Linked DNA regions of Homo sapiens: region 1 is linked to region 2. Evidence: chromatin contacts called from ENCODE Hi-C or POLR2A ChIA-PET data. All regions are on one chromosome and are shown on one strand. Each heading gives the region's core, a stretch centred on a gene start or an enhancer-like site at or near the end of the contact. The rest is flanking DNA. Distances are from core to core; before and after follow the strand shown. Region 1 overlaps ELMO1 (engulfment and cell motility 1). Region 2 overlaps ELMO1 (engulfment and cell motility 1).

Region 1 (6,700 bases), core at 259-2,758, 75 kb after region 2:
TGGGGGCTACGCTGGGTGGTCATCCTTGGACCTCATGGGTAGGGGTCCCTCTAAAGCAGGGAGTCCCCTGTGGAATGCAGATCAAGGTCCAGTGGGGCACTTGCCCACTTCCCAGGACAACAAAGCAAACTAAGAGGCCAGGTGCATGCCACCAACAGATCATCATTTCCTCCAGAGCAAAATGGTCTTCATCAGCCATAAATTCTTTCAAGAAAAAGATAGGCAAAGTAGAAAAGCCATATGCTTTGATCTTCTTTACCTTTTCCTGCCAGCACTGACCACCTGGGCAGCTCCGAATCTCCAGTCCAGTGGACTAAAAACTTCTCATACTGTACGAACATTAGCCAGTTTTCCTATGCTAGAAACAAATAATGCAAAGAAAGCTATCATCCTTCCATGAGTCCTTCTCAGTACTCATGGGCAGGGATTCAGTATCCCACAGTAGGCTACATAGTTTAGAAAATTGCTAGATGGATGGATTGCCCCATACCTACAGGTATGAGCTGATAAGATTCTGAGTCCTATCCGTTTTATTCCTGAACAAACCATATATACTCCTCAAGAATTTGTCAATATTAGCAATTGGGCTAGGCCTTAGAGATTCTGGCACATTAGCAAAATGGCCAAAAGCCTGGGAATCAAAATATGGTTGTGATCTGAAAATTCCAACCAATGACACAATTTAGCAATGCCGAAAAACCTACAGAGATGATTTTCAAACATTACTCATTTCACAAATAATCTGTCCTGTAATGAGTGTTCAAGGTCAATGCTGTTCAGAACTGGGTTTCTTAGCAAGGGTGACCAAGAGACCTATTTCAATCTGGGGACCTCTTGGAACATTTTGTTTTAAACTTCCCAAAGAGTAACCCACACCAAAACTAATAATTATTATATATTTTTAATAATAATAATAATAATAAACCATTTTGTTATAGAATGGGAAAGATTCCAATCCATCAACAGCTTATTCAACGAATATTTATTGAGGCTGTGTTATCACTGCCTCATACTAGAAACTGGGAAAACAAAGATGAAAGATGAAAAAGGCAAGCCCTCTGCCTTAAGAAGACCCAGGAAATGCTAGGGTTTCCAGTCTTCATAGATTTATGGTTTTCTTAGTCAATTCAGGATGCTCTAACAAAGTACCATAGACTAGGTGGCTTATTAACAACAGAAATTTACTTCTCATAGTTCTAGAGGCTGAAAATGTGAGATCAGGGTGCCAGCAGGGTTGGGTTCTGGTGAGGGTGCTCTTCTGGGCTGTGGACTGACAACTTCCCGTTATGTCTCACGTGGCAGAAAGAGCAGCAGAGAGCTCTCTTGGGTCCTTTTTATAAGGGCACTAATGCCAGAGGGCTCCACCCTCAGGACCTAAGGCCCTCCCAAAGACCCCACTTTCTAATACCATCATATTAGGTATGAGGATTTCAACATAAGAATTTGGAGGCGTGGGGGTGTGGGCACAAACATTCAGTGCATCATGATAGTTATCGAGAATTATTTACATGTGTCTCCTTATATCTGTGTCTTGTCCACTGGTTCAATGCTGTACCACTAATTCCCAGCATGCTTGGCACATGGGAGGCACTGGATGTCTATCCGTTGAATGAATAAATTAATTAATGACATAAGCTCTGCCAACAGCTAGTTTTGGCTTTGGCCAAGTAATCACAAACGTCAGATTTCCCATGTGTAAAATGAGTTTAAAACGTTAGGTTCCCCAAATAAGTGCTCCACAGAGTATTGGTTCTGCAAAATGTCATGGGTTTTATTGGAGAAAAAGGGAACCTGTGGCCGAGTTTGAAAACCATCAATATTACAAAAGAAAGCTGATTTCTACTTGAGTCTTCTCCAACTGTAATACGCTGATATACTGAGAACTTCTCAGGGGATGTCCTAGGCAGAGTCCCCCACTCCAATGAGGCTATAAAAATCATCATTTGCAAGTCTCCAGAACAAGACTCTGGACCCTCATGCCTAGCAGTTTAACACCAACAAAAGGATCCATTCTTCAACATCTTCTTTGATGTGAACTATTCTCAGGGAGCTAAGATGGACAGAGGTGTGCTCCTTCCTTCACCTCAGCTCTTTCTGGCTCTATGGCCCTGGGCAAGTTACCCAGCCTCTCTAAACTTAGAGTTCTCTCTCTCTCTCTCCCTCTTTTTTTCTTTCTTTTTTTTTTTTTTTTTTTTTTTTTTACTGAGATGGAGTCTCATTCTGTCACCCAGGCTGGAGTACAGTGGCACAATCTTGGGTCACTGCAACCTCTGCTTCCTGGGCTCAAGCGATTCTCCTGCCTCAGCCTCCAAAGTAGCTGGGATTATAGATGCCCGCCACCAAGCCCAGCTAATTTTTGTATTTTTAGTAGGAGACAGGGTTTCACCACGTTGGCCAGGCTGGTCTCGAACTCCTGACCTCAGGCGATCCGCCCTACTTGGCCTCTCAAAGTGCTGGGTTACAGGTGTGAGCCACCACACCCATCTTGTATTTGCTATAAAATAAAATACTAGTAGTAATTAATTCAAAAAAGGCCTGAAGTGAGAACTAAATGAGATAACATATATAAATCACTTGGTACCACTCACAAGAGACGCTCTGTAAAGGTCAGCTCTCCTTGTTATTATTCACAAACATACCAGCATCTCGTTTGGATTCCAGTCTCAAGGTCACCAACAGGTAAACTCTGGCAAGTCAGTCCTTGTCTCGCCTCAGAAGTGTCACAGACAAAATCCAGGTTTTTGGCTTACATCAGTGTTTCCCAAACTCTAGTTCTTCAAAGACCATTTCCCAGCCCTATTTTACTCAGTATTTCTCTTACAATTATTGCATGTTAGTCTCATCCTAAACAAGGAAATCTAGGAAATCACAGGTTGGATATCCTTGTTATTCTTTTTCCAAGACACATGAAAATGAATAAAAAACTATTTAAATATTCCCTAAAAGCCAGCATTATACCTAACTCATTTTCAATGCCATACACCGAGAAACATTTACTCAGGATTTTTATCCAAGATCCTTCTGCTAAAAAGATTCTACGTCTTTTTTCCCGAAAAAAAGAAAAAAATCACAAACTAACCTTTGCAAACACTAACCTGAGCCCCCTAAGACAATACAGTAGTTCAGACCACAAGGGGGTCTTCTTTAGAAACGAGATTCAAATCTAGTTTCTAGGCTAAACATCTGAACATCAGAGATCACAGAAGGTGCGGAGATGACTCTATGGCTTTCCAAAGAAAGAATGACATCAACTTCCAGAATACAGTGACATCTCTGTGATGTGCTACGTTAGCTGAGATATGAGGAGGCATTTTTAAAGATATGTTTCAGGCTAAGACTTTTTCAAATTCTAAAACTAAAATTCACAAAAAGCCATTGCTCTCCCTCCAGGAAAAACACTTGCTTTAGAACTCTTGCAGCTCTGCATGGAAGAATCCTGTCACCTCAGTCTGGGTCAGCAGTGACCAACACTGCAACGTGTCACAGATCACTCTGATAGGAATATCACCCTCCTTCAGATGCCACCAAAACCAACACCACTATGGGATGGCTGAAAACCTATAAAAATATTTTAGATTAGTCATAAATAAAATGACTCAGGATGATATTCTGCAAACATTTTATGGACTCCAAACATTGAGCCTTTTCAAAAGTAAAAGTGAGCCTAAGTGGCAGTGGATAATATCGCTATTTTTGCTTTTAACTGCAATTATTCCCAAGCCCTTTTAATAGCTGTCACTTTTCATTTCCAGGCTGTAGCAAATTATAGTAAGAGGAGAAGGGAGCTGACAGCTCATTTCTTCAGTGAATGGCATGCTCTTCCATTTCTGCAAGGCCTGTGGGCCCTACTTTATGGCACATTCACCATCCCCAGGAAAATCCTGCTAAAAGAAGCAATAAAGACAATAGTGCTCAAGTCTGCCAGCTTGGAGGCTTTGGGTACTCCAGCAGAGTTTCCCAGGCCTCCATGCATTCTGATCAATAGGGGAGAAAAATAAGTTATCCCCATAGATACCCCAAAGGCATTTTATCTTTTTATCTACATGAAGGATGTATGCTTGGGGTGTGTGTGTGTGTGTGTGTGTGTGTGTCTGTGTGTGCACACACACGTTGGAGGGGAACAGAGACAGCTGGTTTCATTTGAAAGGAATTAATAATGCAGGTATTATTAATATCATAAACCTCATCCTCTTAGGATACATATCCCAGTGAAAAGAGAACTAGGTCAAAGGCACAAAACAGTTCATAAAAAATAAAATATTTTTGAATCTAAAATAGCACCTAATAAAAAAAAAACTGAGTGATCACTTTTGCAACCTAGAAAATGGTGCAGCCTGTCCCTAAATATTAAAGTAGTATGAATACAAAAACAACTTTTAAGAGGAGCTTTCAGAACTCAAGCTAATGAATCCAGTTATGTTGCTGCTTGGCAGTCTTGACTAAATGGAACATTCAACTCCAGACAGGGATTGGGCAGAACCAGCTAACCAATGTGTATATGCCTGGAGCCAATCTCATCTGTGTCACCAGAGCGATAATCAGAATCCAGAACCTTGGAATGACATTTCTTTTTGTAATATTGGTTCCTTTTTAAGTCAACATGTAGCCTAAAGATCAAAACAATCAAATGAAAATGTGTATTAGAAAGACCCCTAGGAAATATTTTCCACCACGTCTTCAGAAATGCAAAGACCCAACAGATGAAAGAAGAGCAATCCTGAAATTAATTGCTGCTCAGAAGATCAGCTTTTTACTTTTTAATTAACATTCTGTCCTAATCCAAGAGCCAGAAGAAAAACATACGATGTATAGTGCTTACGCACCTCTTATGGGGAAGTGTTAACCTTTCTTCCTCAGCCTTTCTCTATTTTCATCAAAATGTGTTTAAATTTAAGAGGCAGTCTTGGCAGAGTGTGTAGCTCAGTGATGCAAATAGTGTGGGATGGTGCCACCCAGAACTCCATGTGTGGGAGAATAACTAGGAAATCAACTTTCCTTTTCTCTGTGCAACTCTATTTCATCCAGAGGAGGATGTGGGCACACGTACTGCAGGTTGTTGTTGTTGTTGTTGTTGTTGTTGTTGTTGTTATTTTTTCCAACTGGGCAAGGGAGGAGGTATGGAGAGGAAAAGCCAAGTGATATTTTGGAAGGATTTGCAAAACACCTGGGTTTAAACTGTCAGGATCCAACTTGTCTTCTTTCCAACCCACCTCCTTCAGTGATTCCACATCCATTCCGGGTGCTGCAGACTAAGGGATGGATTTGCAAAACACCTGGGTTTAAACTGTCAGGATCCAACTTGTCTTCTTCCCCACTCACCTCCTTCAGTGATTCCACATCCATTCCGGGTGCTGCAGACTAAGGGATGGAACAGTTACCCCTGTAACAGTCATAGATGTGGTAGGAAGAGGCTGGCACAGATCAGGCATCACAATGAGCAATCCCAAATACGTTGGAGTGATTTGTTTGCAACATCTCTTAAATCTTTTCCTAGAGGTGCTTACAGGCAGGGAAAAGGGCTGATCTTCAGTTTCACCACTCTCCCATCTGGTCAGCTCTGAAAATCCCCTGCTGGGCATATTCTACATGCCAGGCAGTGGGCAGAGCACAGAGGATGCACAGATGACTGGCTACAGTACCATCACTATGTTCAGGTGCTCTCAGGCCAGCAGGGGAGATGGGAGAGTGAATGAACTCATGCATTTTGTTTTTGTTTTTCTTTCTTGCACAGAGGCATGAACTAATAATCCTCTATGGAGGGCTGCTCAGTTAGAGGCCAAGAAGGTTTTCTGAAAGAGACATTTAAGATGGCATTAGGATGTGAAGGATGAGGAATGGAACTAGAGGGAAGAGGGACATAGAAGATATTCAGGGCATCCCTAAGGGGGCTTCAGACTACAATTACCTGGTGCAGAGTCTTTGTATAAATAGAGATTTTAGGAAATTACTCCAGAATCAGAATTTCTAGTGATGAGATCCCAGATTCTAGTTTTTGCAAGCTGCTGAGATGATTCTGAATGCAGCTGACTGACCTACAGATTTGTGTTTGGGATCCATCAATCACACCTAGCACCCTCCCTCCACATTTATAAATAGCTGAGAAAAATTTGGCATTGACGGAGAGCACAGACAACAGTTAGGTTCAGCCCCAAAAATAGGGCTCTGGCCTATTGATTCCAAATTCAATGTCTGGACCACCAGTTCCCGAAGAGCTCCACCAGGAACATCATTTTCCATGAAGCACATTTTTGGCCAACAGGACACAGGCCTCTTCTGCCATCCCCACCTGGGTTTCTGCCTGCATGAGAGTATCAGCCACGCGTTACAGCTGTGCCCACTGCGACCTCATCTTCCCCTGCAGAGGGCAAAGGCACTCCACATGTATCGTCATTTCCTGGCCTCAAGTGCCCAAAGAATGAGTTAATGAATGAAGTCCACAAATAGGGCTCACAAAAGGCACTCCTCAGAGGGTATGGGAAGTATAAAAATGGTCGCTTCTCCCAGACAGACCTTATTTTCTCTGAACCGACCAAAAACCAAAATCCAGAAATCAAACTGCGATACTGGAAAACACAGCAAACTTGAAATTTAAGTCTTAATGCAAACAACAGAAAATGCTGTGAAATTTCTTTGCATCTCTGAGCTCACCGGTGTCTCCTAATTCCATCCCTTTCAACCCGCGATGGCCTCTGGCCACAGA
Region 2 (6,047 bases), core at 210-2,709:
AGACGACAGACAGAAATCGCTTTGACTCCCACCTAGAAACTCATCTCTCTACACATTGTTCTATGCCCCAAGTTCAACATGCCTCTTGCTGTAGTCTCTTAAAGATCTGTTACATCTCTACAGGTTTTTCCATACAGCTTAATTAATTCTTTCGGTTCCACAAAGGTCCCAAATACCTGATCACTTTTTGTTGTTTTTTCTGAATTTCCCATATAGTTTTTTAGTTTTGGGTGACTGCAATGGCTTTGAACCTTTTAATGCTCTTTGTAGTCTTTCTGTTGCACAGTAAACCCTACTGAGAAAAAAATTAAGCCTGTATGGCCATTCCTGTAGAAGCTGTGTGTTGGGGAAACGAACACACTTGCCCTGGTGAACCGTGTGTCCCCTCCCCTACTGCACTCACAAGCCCAACAGATGGGCCAGTGGAGGCCAGGGCAGATCAATGGGAGAGAAACACCAAACAGCTGGAGAAACGATCTGCTTCCACTCCTCAGCCCCTTCCTTCCTCACCAGAAAAGCTGTCCTCTGTCCCGCTAAGTCATTATCTACTGATGATGGATAATGGGTTTATAATGATGATGGGGATAGTGGAAAGGGAGCTGTTCATCTCATATTTTTAATGTTGAGTTGTCTCTGATAGAAAAAGACATAGACCACATTTTCCCCTTGCATTAGGTTAGGCAGAAAGGGAAAGGGCTTCAGGAGGATCACCCACTGAAAGCAGCCCTTCCCTCTTGGCACTGCTGTCTTCCTGGAGCCCTCTAGTCTTCACTTTTTTTTTCTTTTTCTTTTTTTGAGATGAAGTCTCACTCTGTCACCCAGGCTGGAGTGCAGTGGCACAATCTCAGCTCACTGTAACCTCCGCCCCCCGGGTTCAAGTGATTCTCCTGCCTCAGCCTCCCGAGTAGTTGGGATTACAAGCAGGCACCACCTTGCGTGGCTAATTTTTGTATTTTTAGTAGAGATGGGGTTTCACCATGTTGGCCAGGCTGGTCTCGAACTCCTGACCTCAGGTGATCTGCCCACCTCGGCCTCCCCAAGTGCTGGGATTATAGGCGTGAGCCACCACACCTGGCCTAGTCTTCACTTTTGAGAACACCGCCCTGCATGGTACACTGAACCTCAGAAGGGGCCACCGAAATAGGCTTTGGGTAAAAGTTTTGCTCTTCTCTTCTTTGTGCTACCATCCTTCTTATGCCAAACAGACTGAAATTGTCTCAATACCTTTAGTGTCTAGGTCAAGGAATACATGAAGTCGGTGGTGTGGTCAGCTGACATTATTCAGGATGTATGAGTGTCCAGGTTTGCTGAAGCCAGTCTTTGTTTCCCATGGGAGCAGCAGTGGTGGGCACATGTCCCCCCACCTGCCCTACACTGGAGGGTCTGGATGGATGGGTATATGGTGGGGGTGTCATTTCAGGTTCCCGTATCAGGGACCTGATGGCCATTCTGAAGACAGCCCGGGGCCTAAGAGGAAGTTTGTGGCTTCAGAAATGAGGGAACACGGTGTGTTCAGAACAGAACATGCAAGCACTCAGCAGAAAGAGAATAAACAGAGAATGGAATCCAGTGTGGAGGCTCAGTATTTCATTTTCTGTACACGCTAGCCATGTATGCTAATCTCAGCAACAATTCAGCCCATTTACTTGACAGGTGGGGAAATGTGCTATTAGCTACGGTTGGCTTGCAATATAATGGAAACTTGCAGAGAAAAGTCTTTGCTTTCCCAGTGTCTGGCATTGACATCATGAAGGCTAGGGGACAGCTGCCAGAAGGAGTGGCAGACAGGCGCCTAGAGCAGGCATGGGGCTGGGCACCGTGGACACGCACTTTACTCACTCTTCTTCACAGCCCTGAGTGACAGGTGTTATTATTTGCAGTAAATTAATGAAGATACTAAATCTTAACTAGTTTAAATGACTTCCTTCAAATCCTTAAATCCTCTCAGGTTGATAGAGGCCTCTTTAGTATGAGAACTGTTACAGGTGAATTGTGTCCCCCTCAAAATTTGTATGTTCAAATCCTAACCCCCAGTAGCTCAGAATGTAGCTGTATTTGGAGACAGGACCTCGAAAGAAGTAAGTTAAAATTAGGTCTTCAGGCCGGGCCCTAATACAGCATGTTTGTCTATTATCCTTTTAAGAGGAGGAAATCTGAACACAGAAGGTACAGAGGGGAGACCACCTAAGAACACAGGGAGAAGACAGCCATCTGTAAGCCAAGGAGAAAGCCCTCAGAAGGAACCAACACTGATAACACCTTGATCTCTGACTTCTAGCCTCCGTAACAGTGAGAAAACCCATTTCTGTTAGTTAAGCACCCCAGTCTGTGGTACTTTTTTATGGCAGCCCTAGCAAACTAATAAAACACAAAAGGCAGAAAGCGTCAAAGAAGAGCCTGATGATTTGATACAAGCAAGCTTAAAAACTTCTGAATTCCAAAAACCTTTATAAAAATTTAGAGACAGTGCTCGCTTCAGCAGCATATATACTAAAACTGGAACAATACAGAGAAGATTAGCATGACCCATGTGTAATTTTTATATATTAAAGTATTTAAAAAATTTAAACACGAATAACAATCTGAAAAAAAATTTGCAATAAATGTGATCCAACCTAGTATAAATATCCTTAATAAGGATCTCATAAATTTGTCAGCTGGGCGCAGTGGCTTGCGCCTGTAATCCTAGCACTTTGCAGGGACCAGGCAGGTAGATCACCAGGAGTTCTTGCCTTCTGCTGGGGATGAAGCTGAAGCTGAAGCTGTCTGCAGCCATGCTCCCTCCATGGGGAAAGGTCATCCACAATAGGAAAGAATGAGGCAAGGAGAAGCAAAGACAAGTCAAGAGGAAAACATTCAAAAGGGAACAAGGACAGAAGGCCTAGCTATGTTCAGTTTCTGTTGAGTTTCCTAACACTTTTCCTTCAGTTCTCTGTACTACCCTAACATCCTTCCTAGATAGACAAACTAATAAATTCCTCATTACGCTAAATCAGCTTGAGTTGTTTCTGTCCCTTACAATTGAAAAACTCCTAATATATCAACCTAACCATATCTGTTTACTGCCCTGAGTTCCAAACTTGTCATTAAATGACTGGAAGGCAAAACAGACTGAAGTTACACACTCTAACCTTGCAGTCAAGAGGAAATGGTCTTTTGCTCCCCAATTCTAGAGCTTCATATAGCTGCAAGTCCACATCTGTGACGTAGCGCTCAGCACCTAGGGCCTGCCTTTCCTCTGTGGGACTGCTATCAGAAGTCACGCATGGATTGCAAGAGTTAGTCTCACTCCAGCATTTCCCACACAGCACCGCTTCTCTGAGTTATTTATAAATGCAATGCAAAAATAAAGAGTCAGGATTCTTGGAAAAAACTGAATAGAATAATATCCACTAATAACTTACTAGTTCACTTACTATATACTTTTAGAGACAATTTTATGAATAAGGTACCATTACTAGCCTATTTTATAAACAAGGAAACCAAGATGTAAAGACATTAAATATCTTGCCCAAAGTCTCACATCCACATACGGAACCCAGCCAGAATGAAATCTACATGTCTGATTTGATAGCTCATGTTCGTAACCACTATGCCATTTTTTTGTTTAATAGAGATGAGGTCTCATTATGTTACCTGGTCTCGAACTCCTGAGCTCAAAGGATACTTCTTGCTGCAGCCTCCCAAAGTACTGGGATTGCAGGCATGAGCCACTGTGCTGGGCTCTACGCCGTTCTTTTCAAAGTTTCCTTTACTGCAGGACTTCTCAGGGACTTTAACGTAACACGTGTTCTGTGAAATGTCCATATGCAATCTATAATATTTCCCAAATGTATCTGTCCAGAAAACTTTTTTTTTAACGAAACATCTTGCGGCACACGTTTCTCATAGGACATACTTTGAGACTATTTGCCTCCTCGGTTTCTCAGAAAGAATCGCTAAATAGTCTTGGCCAGAAATGCAATGGAAAGTGGCAGAGAAAACTTTCCGTTAGTCCCATATTGAATTATCACCACCTGCATCTATGGGCTTGTCTCCAGGAAAGTAGCCCAATTCTTTTGAGTAACTCTTTCCAATTCAGAGAACAGTAAAACTTCTATTAACTGCAACTTCTACTGTGCAAAGCAACGGAAGATAAAACAGTAAAAGAAACAGAATACTTGTATTTGTGATCATTTGAACATCTCACTTCCTGCTTTAAATCTGTGGTGACTTGGGACCTCTAGGATATAAACTTTTCACAGCCTGCATCCAGGTACCACCGGTGCATCCTCCCCCACCCAACGAGTCCCTGCTCCCCAAACCCCAGGCACATCCAATGGCTCTGTAAGTCTGACATGGAAAACTGGTTCTACCTTAAGACTGCCAATGGTCCATTTGCGGCACCTGCTGGTGGCAATGCGTAAAGGAACCCCCCAGACTAAATCAGGATCATCCCCCAGCCAGCTATGGTCTGGGTAAAGAACTAGAGAACTTGAGACCAACGTTTGCTATCTCTTCCCTCTTCATAAATGGCTTGCCATTTCCTGAGCCTGCTAAGGTCCTTTTGTGTCCAGAATTGGTGCGTTCTCGGTCTCACTGCCTTTAAGAATGAAGCAGCGAACTGTCGCGGTGTTTCAGTTCTTAAAGATGGTGTGTCCAGAGTTTGTTCCTTCAGATGTTCAGATGCGTCCGGAGTTTCTTCTGGGGGGTTCGTGGTCTCCCTGACTTCAGGAGTGATACCGCAGACTTTCACCGTTAGTGTTACAGCTCTTAAAGGTGGCGCGTCCGGAGTTGTTTCTTCCTCCCGGTGGGTTCGTGGTCTCGCTGGCTTCAAGAGTGAATAGCGAAGCTGCAAACCTTCGCGGTGAGTGCTACAGCTCATAAAGGTAACACGGACCCAAATAATAAGCAGCAGCAAGATTTATTGCGAGCAGTGAAAAAAAAACAAAGATTCCACAGCGTGGAAGGGGACCCAGGTTGCTGCTACTGGCTCAGGTGACCTGCGTTTATTCCCTTATCTGGCCCCACCCACACATCCTGCTGATTGGTTCATTTTACAGAGAGCTGATTGGGCCGTTTTACAGAGCGTTCATTTGTCTGTTTTGACATTGTGCTGACTGGCGTGTTTACAAACCTTTAGCTAGACACAGAGTGCTGATTGGTGTATTTACAATCCTTTAGCGAGACACAAAAGTTCTCCAAGTCCCCACCCAACCCAGAAGCCCAGTCGGCTCCACCTCTCGCTTTCACCCTGTCTTTGTTCAGAATGTTCTCTCTACCTCCAATGTCCTTTCCTTCCCTTGGGTCTGCTTCAAAAATTCCCATCTAGATTTCAGTGCCAATCTCATGCACCAGTTTCTCTTAAAGATCTCCCTGACCTCACGGCCTCCCGTGCTAGAAGTAACTGCCCTGAATCTGTCTTCTTAGGCGCTTACAGTGACCTACCAGAGCACTTTTCCACACCTTATCCTATTTGTTTATATGAGTTCTCTGAGGGTAGGACTCATATCTTACTCATCTCTGTTGTTCCAGACCTGATCAGACAGCATGGTAAAGAGCAACTCAATATTTTCCAGACAAGTGAATGAATAAATGAACCACTCTTTCCTTAAAACCAAATTCAAAGATTAAAATTACAAATGTGAAGGATTACTCAAGCCAGTGATGCATTTTTAAAATCCAGAATTCCTTGCACAGAAAACCTTCCGGCATTTCTTCAAGCAGCAGCTATTCATTTGTTCCCACTGGACAGAAATAGAAAGGGAGCTGCTGAGAGGTGAGAGGAGGGCCTATTCCAGATTCCTTTTCCTCCTGGAAAAATTCTTTCAAAAACAAGATGAGACCTGAGCTGAGCCACTCACTCTCTTCCCTTCACTCCAAGCTCTCTTGCGCTTTGGGAATCAGCATTTCAACTGGAAAGTTCATCATTTTGCAAACTAATGCACACACTTCCTCCCTTGTTCTGGTTTTCTGGATATTTGCTTTTCAAATTCCTTTTCAGCTGTTGTAATGCCAGTGGCTGCTCCCTTCCTCCCAGCAAGCCTGTCACTCGGTGATGTGTGCAG

Evidence for each region. Hi-C counts contacts between places; a loop is a spot of excess contacts on that map. ChIA-PET counts read pairs that join two places held with the same protein, here RNA polymerase II (POLR2A). Pooled maps may share reads with other maps.
Region 1: a loop to region 2 is called in a map of dorsolateral prefrontal cortex, with 2.2 times the contacts of the local background. The contact joins two enhancer-like sites. A Hi-C loop is called at or near these places in 7 of 168 maps with a recorded cell type or tissue (CD4-positive, alpha-beta T cell, CD4-positive, alpha-beta memory T cell, CD8-positive, alpha-beta T cell and 4 more) and 12 of 50 pooled maps. POLR2A ChIA-PET finds 5 or more read pairs at or near these places in 9 of 52 experiments (CD4-positive, alpha-beta T cell, T-cell, activated CD4-positive, alpha-beta T cell and 4 more).

The regions. Positions count from the first base shown.
Region 1 is chr7:37,423,968-37,430,667 of GRCh38, forward strand. All of the region lies in intron 1 of ELMO1 (engulfment and cell motility 1), which reads right to left. Among named protein-coding and RNA genes, the nearest start is that of ELMO1, 22 kb to the right of the region's middle. Within about 2 kb of position 1,509, at least 2 of the 41 ENCODE cell types and tissues checked have a DNase peak (open chromatin) inside an H3K27ac peak, as active enhancers do.
Region 2 is chr7:37,348,677-37,354,723 of GRCh38, forward strand. The region is part of intron 1 of ELMO1 (engulfment and cell motility 1); the gene reads right to left. It also overlaps the pseudogene RNU6-565P. Among named protein-coding and RNA genes, the nearest start is that of ELMO1, 97 kb to the right of the region's middle. RefSeq lists enhancers at 4,471-4,972, 4,503-4,562, 4,613-4,662, 5,699-6,047. Within about 2 kb of position 1,460, at least 4 of the 41 ENCODE cell types and tissues checked have a DNase peak (open chromatin) inside an H3K27ac peak, as active enhancers do.